Regions from separate parts of the Homo sapiens genome. Here region 2 is linked to region 1. A link is a contact called in ENCODE Hi-C or POLR2A ChIA-PET data. All regions are on one chromosome and are shown on one strand. Each heading gives the region's core, a stretch centred on a gene start or an enhancer-like site at or near the end of the contact. The rest is flanking DNA. Distances are from core to core; before and after follow the strand shown. Region 1 overlaps FLT3 (fms related receptor tyrosine kinase 3). Region 2 overlaps FLT1 (fms related receptor tyrosine kinase 1).

The links. Hi-C counts contacts between places; a loop is a spot of excess contacts on that map. ChIA-PET counts read pairs that join two places held with the same protein, here RNA polymerase II (POLR2A). Pooled maps may share reads with other maps.
Region 2: a loop to region 1 is called in a pooled map, with 2.2 times the contacts of the local background. The contact joins two enhancer-like sites. A Hi-C loop is called at or near these places in 1 of 37 single-sample maps with no recorded cell type and 1 of 50 pooled maps. POLR2A ChIA-PET finds 5 or more read pairs at or near these places in 2 of 52 experiments (activated T-cell and naive thymus-derived CD4-positive, alpha-beta T cell).

What each region holds. Positions count from the first base shown.
Region 1 is chr13:28,047,180-28,050,252 of GRCh38, forward strand. It overlaps FLT3 (fms related receptor tyrosine kinase 3), which reads right to left. Exons shown (of 24, transcript NM_004119.3): 6 at 2,916-3,043; 7 at 2,456-2,595; 8 at 2,205-2,358; 9 at 1,096-1,264. Among named protein-coding and RNA genes, the nearest start is that of FLT3, 52 kb to the right of the region's middle. RefSeq lists an enhancer at 2,895-3,073. Within about 2 kb of position 1,477, at least 4 of the 41 ENCODE cell types and tissues checked have a DNase peak (open chromatin) inside an H3K27ac peak, as active enhancers do.
Region 2 is chr13:28,399,842-28,403,239 of GRCh38, forward strand. The region is part of intron 11 of FLT1 (fms related receptor tyrosine kinase 1); the gene reads right to left. Among named protein-coding and RNA genes, the nearest start is that of FLT1, 94 kb to the right of the region's middle. Within about 2 kb of position 1,575, at least 3 of the 41 ENCODE cell types and tissues checked have a DNase peak (open chromatin) inside an H3K27ac peak, as active enhancers do.

The DNA.
Region 1 (3,073 bases), core at 227-2,726:
TTGCTCAGATGATTCTTACACAGTTGTTCAACAGACCACATGCTGAGAAAGGATGATTTATTCTAGTCCATTGACTTGTTTGAAAGATAACATGTGCGTCTCAGTGTCTCATAGCCTAGTCCAAAACCATGTTCCATAGCATTAGTTTAAAGAGACAAGAGATGTCATAACTATAGAAGATATAGGGGAAAGTTGTTTTTTGTTTTCCAAAGAAGGAATGGAGAATTCCTCCCACAAGAGAATCTTTCGGCTGGGTGCAGTGGCTCACGCCTGTAATCCCAGCACTTTGGGAGGCCCAGGTAGGGTGAATCTCCTGAGCTCAAGAGTCCGAGACCAGCCTGCGCAACATGGCAAAACCCTGTCTCTACCAAAAATACAAAAAATTAGTCAGGTGTGGTGGTGTGCACCTGTGGTACCAGCTACTTGGGAGGCTGAGGTGGGAGGATCACTTGAGCCTGGGAGGTGGAGGTTGCAGTGAGCCAATATTGCACCACTGCACTATAGCCTAGGTGACAGAGTGAGACCTCATCTCAAAAAAAAAAAAAAAAAGAAAAAGAAAAAGAAAAGAAAATTTGTTGTTCTTAAAAAAAAGAATCTTGCATAGTTTCTCATACAAATCCCGAGGAAAACAACATTTTCCTTCAGCACTTACTATTGGGCTATTTCTGCATGTATTTTTTGAAAATTTAAATCAATACACCTATGAGTAATGTTTTTCTGTTTTTAAGGAGTTTTACTTCCTCAATCATCTGCAAATGTTTTAGGGGAGACTCAGTGTCCTACACACCGCACTCTCAAACAGGAAGTAAAAACTACCTTGTGACTCAGAAAATGCCAGAGAACCAGACTCAAACTAGACCAGACTAATACGGTTCTTTCTGTTTTCATGCAGCAGGTTATATTATCTAAAGTAATGGTAAGACTGCTACTGTATCCTCACATCTGCTTATTGTTTTCTTATCTCCAATTTCAACTCAATAATAGTTAAACTCATAAGTGAATTTGCTTCCATAAGTATAAAACTGTCCTTCTCAAGGGCGACAAGCAAGGAGAATTATGCTAAAAATGGTATCTTAGAGTCCTTTGTGGTCTCACCTGTATCCGTTATCAAGACCCTTTTGCTCACAAGGAAATGATTTTCGAGAGAAGGTCCACGTACATCTGATTTGTGGGTAGGCTTTAAACCTGACAGAAAAACAAAACTCTTCATATTGGTCAATTTCATAATCTTCACTTGAATTGGTAGCATTTATAAATCCCTTTTCTGTAAGAAAAAATAGGCATTTATGAGTTAGTTAATAATATTCATAGGGAAACGTATTGAGAAGATAAAATAAACTTGTATTCATCAGTTTAACACAGGAAAACTCAAGTGTTGGCATGCTGCAGGTCAGGTTGGATAATCCAAGTGAAAACCCAGGAGTCCTATCCCTAGTTCTAAGCCTGAGCTCATCATCTTTCGAAGTTAAGAAATGTTTAAAAAAAGAAAGAAGGAAAGAAAAAGAATGGGATGTAGATAATTGACTGTCTGGCCCCTGCTCTCAGCCAGCACCACTCTTCCATTGATGAGAGAGAGTAAAATAAACTCAAGGCACAAATAAAAGAGCGATCTGGCTAGCAATATTCACGAGGTTGCCTTATGGAACACTTCCTTATTAATCTGCTAAGAGCATCGCTGTATTTCTCGGCATTTTCATTATGGCTGAACGCTGTGCCCTAATCTGAGATTATTGAACTGTGGTTATTTTCAGATCCTACATACCCCACCAAAATTTCAGTGCATCTAAGGGCTTGTACTGTCTCTCAGTGCTCACTGCCCTAACAGTGCGGTTAGTTGGTTCTTAGAACTAGTATTTATTGTCCATTTTGTGTCAGGCTCTGTGTCAGGTTCTGGAACTACAAGGATAGAATGAGTTGTTCTTGTCCTTAAGAAACTTACAGTCTACTGGAGGATAAAAGTACACAAACAGATGGTCATATTACAATGTGTTATATGCAAAGACAGTGGCATTCAAGCGAGCCTGGTTTAACGGGAAAAGGAAGAGGGTGGGCAGATTATCTTTGCAAAGCTATTCTAACTCAGTTTCTTTCTTAGTGTTTGATAGTAGCATTATATTGAAATCAGAATTTGTACCACATACTTCACATTCCACACTACAGCGACTAAAAATAGGAATAAAGATTGTGTGAGCAGCCTGCATTACCTACGATGGTAACCAAAGCTGATTGACTGGGATGCTTTGAAGAGGAACAAGTGTAGTATCCGGTGTCGTTTCTTGCCACTGATGATACAAAAGCAAACAGAATCCGTATCATAGTTCTGTTTGTTGAATAGGTACTCATCTCAAAGTAGTTGCCCTAGGTTTTAATAAAACAGAGTTTGCATTTAATGTTTTCAATCCAGACTATTAGTTAATTGTTCCTGCATTTTCAGAATACAAACTTGTCCTATTACCTCCTCGAGTGCTTTGTTTTCTAATTCCCAGGTGAGCCCGAATCCATGGTTCACATGAACAGCTTTGCACCTTATCCATAAGGGTTCCCCTACTTTAAGAAATAATTGTGGCAATGTGGTCTGAGGAGTTTGATTTAGATCTAGGAGATGAAAACATCCCAAGTGAGAAAAAAAAAGTGATTTTTGCCTCATCACAAAAGATATCCTGAACATTCTGAACAAAGACTTTAGCATCATCTCAAATATTACTAACCACATTAATAAAAGAAGCTTTTAGAGACTGACTCCTCTTTTATGAAGAAATCAGCATTTACAGAATCCATAATATTGCATTTACTGTGACCTGAAGGAATGATAGGATTTCTGAAGTTGAATGATCACCTACGCAGTTACTGTTAGTCCCTGATAGTTGCTAAGAACCGGTCACTGAAAATGAAAGTGCATGATATTATAGTGTTACCTATTGTGAACAGCCTGGTGCATTCCCTGCCCAGTTCATTTCTGGCACAGCACCTTATGTCCGTCCCAAATAATTCATGAAGCACTTTTTCCTCCTTTTTAACAACAGCTGGACTTTCTTCTTTACAGCTGCAATTAGAAAAGAAGTACCATTTGGCT
Region 2 (3,398 bases), core at 325-2,824, 350 kb after region 1:
TTCTTTGTTTCTGCGAACCTTTATGTATGCCTTACAATGCACCAGGCAGCATGCAAGGCACTTTACAGGAATTGTCTCATTTAATCCTCCCCAAAACCCTGTGAGATGGGTATATTACCCTATTCTACAGGTAGGACAACTGAGGTTCCGAGAGATTAGATGATTCACCCAAAGATGCAAAGGACCACAGACAGGCCTGGGCAGAATTTATGCTCAGGTGTGTCTGCCTCCGCGCCTATGCTCCTAATCTCTACACCAGATTGCTTCTCGCCTTGAGACTCTTTAAGTTGAATAACACAGATCTATTGGCAAAATTCTGTCTACACCTTTAATTGAATTTTTCCTTGAGAATACTTCCTTTAATCCGCAGAGATGGGTAACATAAATTAAATACTACTACTATTTACAGAAATACTAGTTGGCTTCTCTGATGACATTTTACATAAGCTGCAAGCTGCTCTTCAACTGTTGTTATGTGGTTTGAAAATATATTTGATAAATACAATGGTTATCACTAAAGAAGAAAAGTTAAAAATAAGGTGAAACATATCCTATGATCAGTTTTATTAAAATTTATCTCATTTCTAGAGTACTTCTCTTTCAGGGGATATATTTTTAAATTATAAATTCAAACATTTTCTCATTAAAAATAAAATTATTTGACAATTAAAATTTAAACTTTATAGGGCCAGAGAAAGGAGCTCAGGTGCAAATTGTAGATCAGTGTAGTCTGGCTGGACTAGAAGGCAGCTTTGCATGAGACAGTGAGTTTCAATGTCTGAGTCTTCTGAATAAAGGAAAAAATCTGTTCCTCAGTCCTTATATCCAAATACTATGGTGTTAAGGGAAAAAAACGAAAATAGCATCACAGTTAGGGCATGCAATATCAACTAAATACTTTCAAAGAGAAAGTAACCAAGAATTTGAGTTGTGCGTTTGAAATTATAATCATTTATTCTATAAGGTATGCAAAAATAAATTCTTAAGGATATCTACTTGTATTAGTGCTATAATTAGTTTTCATTTTCCACAATTGAAAATAAATGAAAGAGGACTGAGGAAGAGAAAAAAGCAGAAGTGCTGAAATAAAATTAGACTATTAGGCCTGATGCGGCGGCTCAGGCCTGTAATCCCAGCACTTTGGAAGGCAGAGGTGAGTGGATCACCTGAGGTCAGGAGTTCAAGATCAGCCTGGCTAACAAGACGAAACCCTGTCTCTACTATAAATACAAAAATTAGCTGGGCATGGTGGCAGGCGCCTGTAGTCCCAGCTACTTGGGAGGTTGAGGCAGGAGAATCGCTTGAACATGAGAAGCAGAGGTTGCAGTGAGCCGAGATCATGCCAAAATACATAAATAAATAAATAAATAAATAAAATTAGACTATCAAATTTTATATTAGTCTTAAAGGACTCATGCTTTCTACTCTTCATTTTTACTGCTTTTGCTTTTTGTGGTGCTTCCAGTTGCCTGGCCTGGCCCTCAAGGATTTACATGTTAGAGACAGATCCTTCAAGCCCATTCTCTAGGCTCTTTGGTATGACCCAGGAATGCTCATAAAACTATCAGCAAGTACTGTAAGTTTGGAGTTTTTCATGTTCCTTCCTTCCTTCCCCTTCACTAAGCATTAGTAATTCGTTACTACAATGTTGTTTGAACCTCACTGAATAGAATGGATGGGCTGATGTGTCATTCAGCCTAATTCCAGCACTCGTTTTTTAAACATCTATATATGGAACACTGATTTTAATCTCGGGATGTTTCTAATATAGCTTCCTTTCAAGTGTTTCACTGAGAAATAAAAGTAGATGTGTAAAGGTCATGGAAGAATCTAAAATTAACACAGGGTGGCACATTTGAGCCAACTGATGGGAAAACAGAACGTGAGATTTAGAAAAAATTGGGGTGTGTGTGGGAACTGAAACACAAGCTGTAATTCTGTGGTTAGGATTCTTGCTCCTGTCATGGATTTGTCTCATACAGGACACATTTCTCAAGGTACACTCAGAAGGATTTCAATGGAAATATTGCTAACACATTAAAATGGTAATGATTCTCCAACCTTACAGAATTAATGCTGTGATAACGTATTTCCTGTGTGTTTTTTCTAACACGGGGTTCCTTCTACTTCCTACTCCATATCTACAAACCTAACAGTTTGGCAACACCACTTAGACAATACGAAAGTGCACATTTGCTACTAGCAACTCCAGTTGATGACTCACTTTTCACAAATCTGGGCCAAAACTCGCCAATAAGGAAACTAAATTTTATTGTCCTCTATACCCTTCCTTAAGTTAAACAAAAAAATACAACAAAACAAAGAAAAAAAATCCAAGGTGCTCCAGCGTGAGTGTGATCGCTGCCCCACTGATCTGTGGAGTAGCATTGCTGGGCAGGCTACCATGTGACGGTGGATAAAGGGATCACCGCAGTCTAAGCTGGGACTTTAATTTGCTTTCTAAAAATGTATAGAAAATAAAAACAGTTTTAATTGTGAAGGAAAAAGCACTGCATATAATTCAGAAACAGCAAAACTTCCATTTTGTCACCATCATATGACAGATACATTTTTTCACACCCACAAAAAGATATATTAGTAGATGCTAAAAGTAAAATTACTAAATTCTCCTAAATTCAAGATATGAACTCAATCATTTTATTTAAAGTCTAATATATTACAATTACAACTGCTAATGGGATATGTACCATATATATAGATATAAAATATATCTATATATATAGAGAGAGAGACTTTGTTTAGTGTGAGTATTAAAAGTTTTTTCAGTGCAAACAATTGTTTAACAAAGTCTTCATTGTATATGATCACAATCAGTTTAGGGAATTGCATAAGGGTACATATGACATTCACTTTACTAAAGTAGTACTTGTATAGGGCTTTCTCATTATGTTATGTTATGTTACTTTACGTTACGTTACGTTATGTTATTTATTTATTTACTTTTTGAGACAGAGTCTCACTCTGTCACCCAGGCTGGAGTGCAGTGGCACAGTGTTGGCTCACTGCAACCTCCACCTCCTGAGTTCAAGCGATTCTTGTGCCTCAGCCTTCCGAGTAGCTGGGATTACCACTACGCCCGGCTAATTTTTGTATTGCTAGTAGAGACGGGGTTTTGCCATATTGGCCAGGCTGGTATTGAACTCCTGACCTCAGGTGATCCGCCCGCCACTTTGGTAGGTGATCGGCTTACCAAAGTGTTGGGATTACAGGCATGAGGCACTGCGTCTGGCCTTCATTATGTTATTTCATTTCATCCTTGTAACAGGAAGTACTAGCTAAGGCAAGTATCATTAGTTCTGTTTTTTTTGGAGGAAAGAACTCAAGCTGAGAGAGGTGAGCTGGTTTGTATGTGGTTATACAGAGAGGAAGTGTCGTAG